2 separate regions of the Homo sapiens genome follow, and region 2 is linked to region 1. The links are chromatin contacts, found by Hi-C in ENCODE. All regions are on one chromosome and are shown on one strand. Each heading gives the region's core, a stretch centred on a gene start or an enhancer-like site at or near the end of the contact. The rest is flanking DNA. Distances are from core to core; before and after follow the strand shown. Region 1 overlaps TGFBR2 (transforming growth factor beta receptor 2). Region 2 holds the start of CNOT10 (CCR4-NOT transcription complex subunit 10).

Evidence for each region. A loop is a pair of places that touch in the nucleus more often than their neighbours do. Pooled maps may share reads with other maps.
Region 2: a pooled map shows a loop between it and region 1 (5-fold over the local background). The contact joins the promoter of CNOT10 here to the enhancer-like site in region 1. A Hi-C loop is called at or near these places in 1 of 168 maps with a recorded cell type or tissue (CD4-positive, alpha-beta memory T cell), 1 of 37 single-sample maps with no recorded cell type and 6 of 50 pooled maps.

Annotation. Positions count from the first base shown.
Region 1 is chr3:30,654,497-30,659,937 of GRCh38, forward strand. All of the region lies in intron 3 of TGFBR2 (transforming growth factor beta receptor 2), which reads left to right. Among named protein-coding and RNA genes, the nearest start is that of TGFBR2, 51 kb to the left of the region's middle. Within about 2 kb of position 4,120, at least 20 of the 41 ENCODE cell types and tissues checked have a DNase peak (open chromatin) inside an H3K27ac peak, as active enhancers do.
Region 2 is chr3:32,682,690-32,688,323 of GRCh38, forward strand. CNOT10 (CCR4-NOT transcription complex subunit 10) reads left to right here and starts at 2,499. Exons shown (of 19, transcript NM_015442.3): 1 at 2,499-2,793. The coding sequence starts at 2,772. RefSeq lists a silencer at 2,300-2,609.

The sequences.
Region 1 (5,441 bases), core at 2,870-5,369:
AACTGTTCTCTCACATTCATGCTTCCCTCCCAGTCTCTGAAGATTCCCTCCTGCCAGAACATTTTGTGTAGAATTCTAAGGAAATCAGAGTCTATCCCTGTACTAACCAACATATAAAATTCCAATTAGAAGAGAAGTTGTTTGGATTGGTCATGATGGATGGCCTGGTGACAGCTGTCAGTCAGACGAGACCTGATGGGCACCAGGACTGAAGGCAGCAGCACAGGAGGTAGGAGAGGAAGGAATCCTGAGCAAATAGCCATGCTGTTTACTTGCCAATGACATCCCCACTTTGCAAAGACATGATATGGTTATTGATCTCTCACTGAACCTGTAAGAATCAAACACAACAACTCAGTTTTATTCATTTCATAAATGGTTTCCAAGTGCAGTCAGACATTTAATTTGTGGAACACTGAGCGAAGAGGTGATTTCTGCTGGTTTAGGTAAGAGAGAAACGGTCTAGTGTAATACTCAAGAATGAGCTAGATCTCCTGGATTTAAGGCTTATTCTACAGCTTATTAGCTCTGCTATGTTGGGCCAGTGACTTGACATCTCCATGCTTCAGTCTCTTCATCTGTAAAATGGAAATACAAAGCGGGTGGGAGGTGTTGTGAGGATTGAGTAGATTAATGCATGTAAAGTGCTTGCAACGTTGCCTGACATGTCACTGTCTGTTAGCTGTTAGCAGTAGTTGGGCTTTTTATAGAGGGCTGGTGACTTGTGCTTGTCTGAATGCAGGAAACCAGGCCTGTGTAGCCTTCGGTCTGTTCTAACACTGAAGTTTTGTAGTTGAGTGCTGACTGTGGTGCATAAACTGAGCATTTGGATACCTACATATCACACCACAAGGTTTTGGAGGGGCTCACTTTGCTTTAATCCCTGTTTCATCCAGTTTCTCTTTTTCTCCACATGCCTTCACAGAGGCAAGGGGAGCATGCTGAGTCTAGAATTTCTAATCAAAGCTAACCACATCCCTGTCATTGTTGGATAATATTACAAATTAGACACGTTGTTCCTGTTTTGACTCAGAATCACAGCAGGAAGCAGCTAAATAAAACTGAAACAACCCACAAGTGCCTTTCACATAAGTGATTAGGGTAATCGCAGTTCTGTACTTGCCAAAGGGATTCATTCCCTCTTCATTTTTTCCATGGAAAGCTTGCTTTGGGCCACAAGGCCTTCTCTTTGAATGACTGCGCCATTATTGGCCAAGTAGTGCTGATAAATGGTACCTGTGGGTTGTTGTGGGATTTAAGGAGATGATGCTTGGGAGCGCCCAGCACAGTGGCTGGCACACAGTAGGTGCATCCTTTCTTACTTCTTCTTCCCCTGATTAACGAGAACACTCTACACCAAGACACATACCTCTTCTGAACGGTATAAACCGTTGCTACTGAAAGTGTCTAGACCAGCAGCAGCAGGATCACCCGGGAGCTTATTAGAACTGCACAACCTTGGGTCCTCTGGGGCCTATTGCATTAGCATCTGCCTGTAACAAGGCCTTCAGTGATTTGTTTGCACACTGAAGTGTGAGAAGCACTGGTGTGAACTCACCAGGTAGGGATGGAACCAGAGATGGAGGTCTTATTAACTTCATGCTGGTAACTCCCTGAGCTAATGGGCCCATGAGGAATAAATTTGGTCTAAAGCCTGGTCATTTGGAAATGAACTAAATATACTTTACTCAGTCAGCTTGTGTAACAGAGCTCTCCAGTGGCATGTGGGTCTTTTTCAGCAGTGACAATAGTTTATTTTTTAAATATACTCCACAAATGTTGTTCTGGTGTGGATCTTAATGTGGAGAAAATCAGACACCTTTTCAGTAAGCATTTCTTTTGTTTCTGTGATCATGTTCATGTTAGTTTATTGTATTTGTATTAGTTTATCTGTGGGACTATCCCTTAATATTTCCCAAAACAAGAAGACATTTGCGAATGTTTTCAAGATGCATTGTACAAGATACTGTTTTGAACTGGATCAATGAAGGAGATGTTTGGTGGCCTTGGAAAGCCCTGGAGAGTAATAGTGTGGTTCTAAGAAGAGTTGGCCTGAATCAGTTCATTCTTGGGTTGTTTGCTAAGATTGTCTGCTGAAGGTGGGTACGTGGAAAACAAGATGGTAAGCCAAGGAGGATGAAGGGAGGCATGCTGCTGGACCACTTCCAGCTCCCAAATGACTGGATCTTGGCCATCTTGCTTTTCCTGCTAACTTAGAACTGAACTGCTTATTCTAGAAAATGAGAGGCACTGGGGCCATATAGGAAAGGGATAGCATTGGACCCAAGTCCTAGACTTTCAGTAGTTTGTTTGCAGGACCAGGGTCCCACCCCTTTTCCAATTGAAATGTAGGCAAGGTGGTGGCAAGCCCATGGCCTAGGCTGTGGGAACTCATAGAACAACTATAGTGATGATCGCTGCCTTGGATTGCAGCCTACTCTGAATGTGTGCACCTGTGCTAACTACTTTCAGGTGTGTTGTCTTGTTTCATAGACTCATTACATTTTTATGATGAAGTGAAACCCGTGAATTGGCTCCTCCAGACTTCTCATTTTAATGACAAAAAAGTGGGTCTCCAGAGAGGAGCTGGGATTTTCCAAGATCTCATAGTTTGTTCCTCACTTTTTGTCCGTAGGAGAATCATAGAAGAACCAGATAATCTTGTCTCTTATAGAAGGAATACCCTTACCCTTCCACATTCCCGTGGTGGTGGTGTGTTTGCTTTTTTATCAGTCTTAACCCATGGGAGGCTGCACAACTTACATAAGAGGCTACCTGTTCTGTTTGCCAAACGGCAGCCCAGACCCATCACTGAGCATGTCCTTGGCAAGAGGCACAACCTCAGGCTGACACTGTTTCCATGTCCGTGAGAAATGATGTGTATAAACGATGGCCAGTAAGATGCTCATCTGTTGGGAAGACAACAGAGGGCAGGGCTGAGAGCATGGCTTCCCTGCTGATTGCCTGTGTTCAGATCCCAGCTCAGCCGTGTGTAAGCTCTTGGTTCTTGGGGTAACTACTTGTTTACCTCTCTGAAAAATGGGAGTAGAAATAATGAATACTTTTAATAGGATTATTTTGAGGATAAATGTATTTATTTATGTAGAGAACTTGGCACGGCACCTGGCACAGAGTGAGCACTTAATGAATTTTGACTGTAAATAGTTATTACTGTTCCACTAGATTCAAATTTCTTATCTTTGCCTTTAGCTGGATGAGTGAGGAGATTTGTACCAACGTCATGTATTCTCCTCTTCCCTGCAAATTCCTCCACCTGAGTCCTATTGAGGTGCTCCCCATTATAAGGAGTCCTGTGAATCAAAGTGGTATGTTTACTGTAAAGAATGTGGAGGATGCTGTTCACTGCATTGTATTGTTATCTTCATGAGGAAGCCAGGAGACATTTATTTTGGCTCTCTGTTTTAGAAAGGTGTTCTCCTCATGACGACCTGTTTGCCTCTGATCTTAAGGACACTTTGAAGCATACCGAGCAGGGGTCTGCAAACTTCTTTGATAACAGGCAAGATAGTAAATATTTTCAGCTTTGCAGGGCAGAGTCTCTGTCACAGCTACTCAACTCTTCTGTGGTAGCAGCCACAGACAGTGTGTAAGTGATTGGACGTGGCTGTGTTCCAGTACAACTTCATTTACAAAAACAGGGCTCAGGCCAACCCCTGATAGAGATATTCATGGTTTTTGTGTTTCTCTCTCAAATGCTAACTACCAGAAAAGCTTAGAGTCAAATCTGAATCATGCTTCTAGCAAATATGTACCTACACATTTAGCATACTAATATCACTCTTGCTTACCAGTTTTTACCCTGTTTTCTCACATTTATATTCCATTTGTCATAATTATAGCTCCTGTCTTGACTGTATCTTCTTTCACTGTGTTTTTTGTTGTTGTCGTTGTTGTTGTTTTTGGGAATGGGATAGGACTGTAAGTAAATAAATCAATTATATCTTGCTAGCTTAGAAACCAGGACTTGAGTAACCACTTCTGACTCAAAGTTCAATCTATGTGGTTAAATAGGGAAGCAGACCATAAGATGTATGCCCAGTGGTGCACGTTGCTGACTCGCAAGCTATGTGCAGGCTTTAGCATTTAGTGTGGTGATGTGTGCCCTCTAACCTGAGATGTTGAGAGAGGGGCAGAGAAGAAGACTTCTTGTAGCCACAAAGTTTCATTCCTTCCTCTCTCATTGTTGTAGCATTTCTTTTAAGTGAAAACAGCCTTTTTGGTTTGCTAGCCTATCTCTGGCAGGAAGACAAATTATTTTTTTACAGTATCAGACACGCGGTTTCCTGTCTATGTTTAACTTGCTAGCAGAACATCTCAGCCAGCTGGTTCCCTCTGGACCCATTGTGTCCTTAATGTCGTTGCTTTACACCATCCAGCAAACCCACTCTGTGTACTGATCGCATGCATTGAGCATTTTGTTGACTTCCGTTGTTTTCCGAGTAAGGGAAGTCTTAGAAATGCTGCCCTCTTTCTCCCAAATCTCATTTTATGTTTGTTCAGCTCCAACACCAGGGAGCTGGCTTCTTGGGGAAATGATTAGTTCTTGCATGTAAGAAATGAAAAGAGTAAATGGTGTTTTGGTAGCTCTGGGGGATTTTAGGTATGCTGCCTTGGAACTGTGCACTCACGCCTCAAAATAGCTGGCTTTCCAGCTGTGCATTTTTGTTTCAAAAGAAACAAACCAGATTTACTTTCTGGTCTAAATGCAGAAGAAAAAATAAGTGTGGAAATATGGTTGAGAAAAGTTGTTAGAAGAGGAAGAAAATTATGGATTAAAGTTGCTAGTCTCATTCCTGAGAAGAGAAATCAGTTATTTGAGGTGATGACTCAGAGCTGAAGCAGCTTTTTGTTGTGAACCAGCCTTGGTTAGAAAGCACACTTGGAATTCATCAATATGGCCCTATGTCTGGCCAAGGAAATAATAAAGATTTTGCATGATAGAGGACACTGTGACTCAGTTGAAGGAAGCTTAGAATGTATTTGAACTGAATTAAGGCAAAAGCAACTCGCTTTTCAAGATTTTTTTTTTTCCTAAGTAGCAAAGTAAACAAAGCTGCACTGAGGCCAGATGTGCTTTCTGGTTGTGAATATTTGTACTCTAGAACCTCATTCTGGTATGAATCAGCAGAGTGGAATCTAGTATGGACACAGGCTGTCTCAAATTCCATCCACTGGATATGAGTGGCCAAGAAAGCAGTCGGACCCATACTGCTGGTGCTGTAGCAAGGTTCGGGTGGTTCCTCTGCAGCCTCAGGTCTCTCCCACTGCGGCCTCCATGTGTTCCATAAACTCCACACCCATGAGTAATGGCAAGAAGGGTCCACTGAGACCTTTTGCTGCTTTGCGAGTGTCTCAGTGTCCCACCAGGGGAAAAAAAAGGCTCAGGGAGGTGGCTAACCACTGTGAAATTGACTTTTATT
Region 2 (5,634 bases), core at 1,249-3,748, 2.0 Mb after region 1:
CCAAATTCTATAAGAGATTCCTCCTAATTCCTTTTCATTAAGAGGCTCCCTACTACACTTCAGGTGTGCCTTTTTATTATTTTTTATTCTTTATTTTATTTATTTATTTATTTATTTTTGAGATAGACTTTTGCTCTTGTTGGCCAGGCTGCAGTGCAATGGCACGACCTCGGCTCACTGCAACCTCTGCCTCCCGGGTTCAAACAATTCTCCTGCCTCAGCCTGCCAAGTAGCTGGGATTACAGGCACCCGCCACAACGCCCGGCTAATTTTTGTATTTTTTTTTAGTAGAGACGGGGTTTCACCATGTTGGCCAGGCTGATCTCAAACTCCTGATCTCAGGTAATCTGCCTGCCTCGGCCTCCCAAAGTGCTGGGATTACAGGCATTAGCCACCGTGCCCGGCCAGGTATGCCTTTGCCCAGCCAGGTATGCCTTTTTATGGTGGGCACATATTCATCAAAAGTCATACTAGAGTAATCATATTGGCCCTATTCAAAATAGATAAAATATCCAAATGCCCAACAATAAAATGAATACATAAATTAAGGAATATTCACATAATGTAACATTATAATATATAACAATGAGAAACAAATACAACTTCATTCAACAATGTCAATGAATCTCATACTATCGAGCAAAAGAAGCTAGACCCTAAAAAATATATTGTATAATGTATATACATTAAGTTTAAAAGCAGGTGAAGCTAATCCATAGTGTTAAATGTCAGCATAATGATTATCTTTGTGGAGAGATGGGAAGAGGCATGAGGGGAACTCCCAGATATGGGTAAAGCTCTGCCCTTTCTCTGGGTGCTAGTTATATGTATGTGTTGAGTTGATGAAAAGTCAATACACTGTACTTATGATTCATGCACTTTTCTTTGTGTATGTTAGCCTGAATTAAAAAGTTTAAGAAAAAACAAATACTTTTTTTTTTTTTTGAGACAGAGTCTCACTCTGTTGCCCAGGCTGGAGTGCAGTGGGGCAATCTTGGCTCACTGCAATCTCCGCCTCCCGGATTCAAGGGATTCTCCTGCCTGAGCCTCCCAAGTAGCTGGGATTACAGGTGCACACCACCACGCCCAGCTAATTTTTGTATTTTTAGTAGAGACGGGGTTTCACCATGTTGGCCAGGCTGGTCACAAACTCCTGACCTCAAGTGATCCACTTGCCTTGGCCTCCCAAAGTGCTGGGATTGCAGGTGTGAGCCACCACGCCCGGCCAAAAACAAATACTTTTTTAAAAGAAAGTTTAAAACAAAAGTTAAAAAAAAAGAAAAAAACAGGTACAAACCTGAAAAATCTCCCAATTAACAAAGCTGGGACAATTTTAGCAACAAAATAATGTAGTATTGGAATGTAACCATTATAAGATAAACATCCATGAGTCCATACTGATATAAATAGCTAAGTGAGGGAGAAGAGGCAAACTTCCCTTGGGGAAGATAATTTATGTACATACTCCCCACTGCAGGAGGTAGAGCTTAAATACCCCGCCTTCCCACCTTGAGTGTGGGTTGCATTTATTGACTTGGTTCCAAAGTAGTGTGGAAGGGTAGGAGGAGTAATTGCACAGTAGAGAAAACTGGCAAGCACTACCTTAGAGAGGTAATCAAGGTTAACATGATCAGTGATGTCATTTTGACAGCATGTACCCTTGATTCTATGTGATGAGAACAGCCAGTCACCTTGTGGTCTTCCTCCTAAACACCCAAAACCCCAGTCTAACCATGAGAAAAATATTGGCCAAACCCAAATTGAGGCACATTCCACCAAATATCTGAGGAGTAACTCTTCAAAACTGTCAAGGTCATCAAAAACAAGAAGAATCTGAGAAACTGCCACAGCCAAAAATAGCCTAAGACGACATAATGAATAAATGCAATATGGTGTCCTGGACAGGATCCTGGAACAACAACAAAAAAAGGACATTGAAAGAAAGCTGGTAAATGTGAATAAAATGTGTAGTTTAGTGAGTAATAGTGCGCCAATCAAACTGGTTTCTTAGATGTGATCAACGTAACATAGTAAAATAATTAAGATGTTCACAATAGGAGAAACTAGGTGAGGAGACAGGAACTCTAGGTGTCATCTTTGCAACTTTTCTGCACAACTACAACTATTCTAAAATAAAAGGCGTTTCTTTTTAAACGGGAATCCTCAACAGCGCCTCTCTCATGGGGTTGCAAGAAATCAATGAGATAGTACAGACCAAGTGCAGGGCTCAGTGCTTAGCACATAAATGTCAGATGTGGTTATTGTAATATTATGTAACATTGAGGGACAAAAGCTCTGACACCTCGGTGTTTTAATTAGAGTAAGCAAAGGACAGACGCGCGTACGTCCCACCGCGTCAGCCCTGTGAACATCCAGAGGTTCCAGCCAGAGTACGTCCGGCCGGAGGCGGGGCGCGGAGGGGACGTCGGCGTGGGGCGGGGCCAGTAGCAGTTCCCACGCCGGCGCTCCAGGCGCGGCAGGCTGCCGCCCCCGGAAGTAGTGGGTACCGGGACGCCGTGAGGCGGAAGCTGTGTATGGCGGGAGGCTGTGGCGGTCCCTTGGTGGGGAAGCTGTTGCTGTTGCTAGACGACGGGAACTAGCTCTCGTCACTTCCTCAGCCCGCCGTCTGCCCACTCCTCTAGCCGGAACCTGGGGGCCCGGAGCCGGGGTAGGCACAGAGTTGTCCTCGGAGGTCCAGGACAGCGGCCAGCCCGGCGGCGGGAGTCAGGGCCACGCCACCTGCAGGGAAGAACCCGAGTCGAAGCGGGAAGATGGCTGCAGACAAGCCTGCAGGTAGGGCGCCAATGTCCCGAGCGACGAGACGGCGGGACGTGCGGGGCCGGGCGGACCCTGAACTCGGAGGCGGCGGGGCCCGGGGTGGGGACTCCAGGGCGACTTGAATTTGGGCGTGCATTTCTTTACCCCATCCTCTGTCTCGGCTGTCGCTAACATGAGTCTTCGGGCCCCGGGTCCAATAGTTGTTTTACTCAAGTGCAGTATTTGAAGTCGCCACTGGCCGCCTTTGCCCTGCTCTTCAGAATAACTCCGGCCCAAAAAGCTTAAATGTATTTTGCCGCTTCGCAGAATTTTCCGCTTCTTCGTGGGAAAAGCAGACAAGAGAAAGTCACCCTGGAGCACACATCTGCCTATAATATCGCGTGGCTGAGGCTGGGATTCACCTGGGCTGTTTTGACCACATGTGGCTTCCTCTGGTCATTGACTCCTGTGAAATTAACTTTGTAAAAACCACTTTTTTTTTTCTTGATAGAGACGGGCGGGGGTCTCGCTATGGTGCCCAGGCTGATCTCGAACTTCTGGGCCCAAGCGATCCTTCCGCCTTGGCCTCTCAAAGTAAACCACTTATTTAAAAAGGCATAAAATCCTATTGTCTCTCTACAGTCTGTGCTCCTAAAATCTTGCATTTGGTACTTAATTGCTCTAGTTCCTCGAAATTACTTAATCTCAATGGTTTTCTTTATGGATTATTGCTCCCATTCCTAGAATCTTCCACATTAAGGAATATAAAATTATTTCCTGACCTTGTCCGGAATGTTTCCCGCAAGAAATTCATATTCTTTGTGGCATCCAGGTTTTATTGGAAAGAACTTAAGTGACAGGATTTAAAAGTGATGGAACTTAAAATTTTTACAGTGAATTTAATTTAAAATTAAAGAAAAACTCAGTGTGCTGTGGATTTTAGTAGGTTCTGGTCACAATAACTGACAAATGAACTTCACTTGGAAATTAAGCCAATTCTATTTTAGGTACAGAGGAATAAAAATCATTAGAGGATCTCTTCAATAATCTAAGAAGAAAAACAACAGAACAAAGGCCTTGAGAGGGTATAAGGAATGTGCTGTGAAATTTTGGATAGGTTGTTCAGGGAAGGCCTCTGGTGAGATGATATTTGAGCAGAGATATGTAAGAAGTGAGGGAATGAGCCATAAGAAATGAGGAAAGGTGGATGAGGGAGAGACTATTAGACAGGAAAACGGCATGGCCTGTCCAAGGCTGGACCAGGGGACCAACATCTTCCTCCTTATTTTAGAATAGTGTCTGTGTTCCCCACATTTACCATTCCTACTTGCTCATACCATTGCGCTTGCCCGAAATCACCCTTTTAGACCTAAAGCCCATCCAGTTTTCAAATCCTCAGTCATAAAGCCTTCTACTTGTTCATTTATTCATTCGCAAAGATTGAGTGTTGAATAATGGATATGACACACTCCCTGCCTTTGAAGACCTGCTGTTCAGTCTGTTGGAGGAGACAGGCATATCCTAGCTGCACTCCTGTTTGGTAAGAGCTGTGTAATGTGTGTAGTTGAAGAATAAGGTCCACAGTGATTAGGGGACTGTTTTTTTCATTGGTTTAAGTTTATAGGCCATATTGAAGGAAACTTCCTGCTTTGATATAAGGTTAAATTTGAATAAAATAGATGAGTGTTTAGTGTAGCTCCTTTGAATCTCTGCTCATCTCCATCTCATCTGCTGTGTTTCTGGCCTTTATCTTTTAATATGATCTATGTCGCATTGAGTAGTCTTCTCACTGGTGTTTGTCTCTTGTCTCTTCCTATCCCATCCATTTTCCTCACTGTCGCCCCCCGCTTTTTTTATGTCCTAAGACATTCATTGAATCCTGTCATTCCCCTTCCTATAAAGTTTCTAAGACTGTACATGCTTTGGGCATCAAGTCATCATTCTTTTTATTTAATTTTTATTGTATTTTCTTTCTCCTTTTAAGTCCTCACGGTTTTTTTTTTTTGTTTTTTTTTTTTTTTTTGAGACGGAGTCTCGCTCTGTCACCCAGGCTGGAGTGCAGTGGTGCGATATCGGCTCATTGCAAGCTCCGCCTCCCGGGTTCACGCCATTCTCCTGCCTCAGCCACCCGAGTAGCTGGGACTACAGGCGCCCGCCACCACGCCCTGCTAATTTTTTTGTATTTTTTAGTAGAGACAGGGTTTCACCATGTTAGCCAGGATGGTCTCCATTTCCTGACCTTGTGATCCGCCTGCCTCGCCCTCCCAAAGTGCTGGGATTACAGGCGTGAGCCACCGCGCCCTGCCGTCCTCACTCTAATGTGGTTTGTGAGCATCTTCAAAATCTATTTCCAGCTGGATTTCTGTATCAACCCACCCAGCTCTTCACATCATAAATTACTGTTGCAAAGCATTGTGTTTTTTGAGCTTTTGAGCCGTAGTGTCCTTTCTCTTCTCCGTCTGGTGAACACTATTCATTCAGTCTATCTTACATGCTGCTTCCTCTCTGAGCTCACGAGGTCAGGATATTTGTCACGGAGGGTCTTGTGTGTGTGTTCTTCATCAGGTAAGAAAAAAGGGTCATGAAAGGACTTAAGGTGAGTGATCTGATCACACTGACTGTTGTAGGTGGTGGATTTAAATGAAGTAAGACAGGAAGCCTAGAGACCACCTAAGATGAGTTAATGTTGTGATATTAATTTATTCAGTAAATATTCACCAATGGCCTGTTTTGCCAGGTACTACTTTAGGAACTGGGCAGGAACAAAACAAAGTCTCTGTTCTGGAGCTTATTTACTATGAAGGACAGATAAGCATGTAAATAAAATGAAAAATAAGATGATTTCAAGTTGTGATAGATACTCTGAAGAAGGCCAAG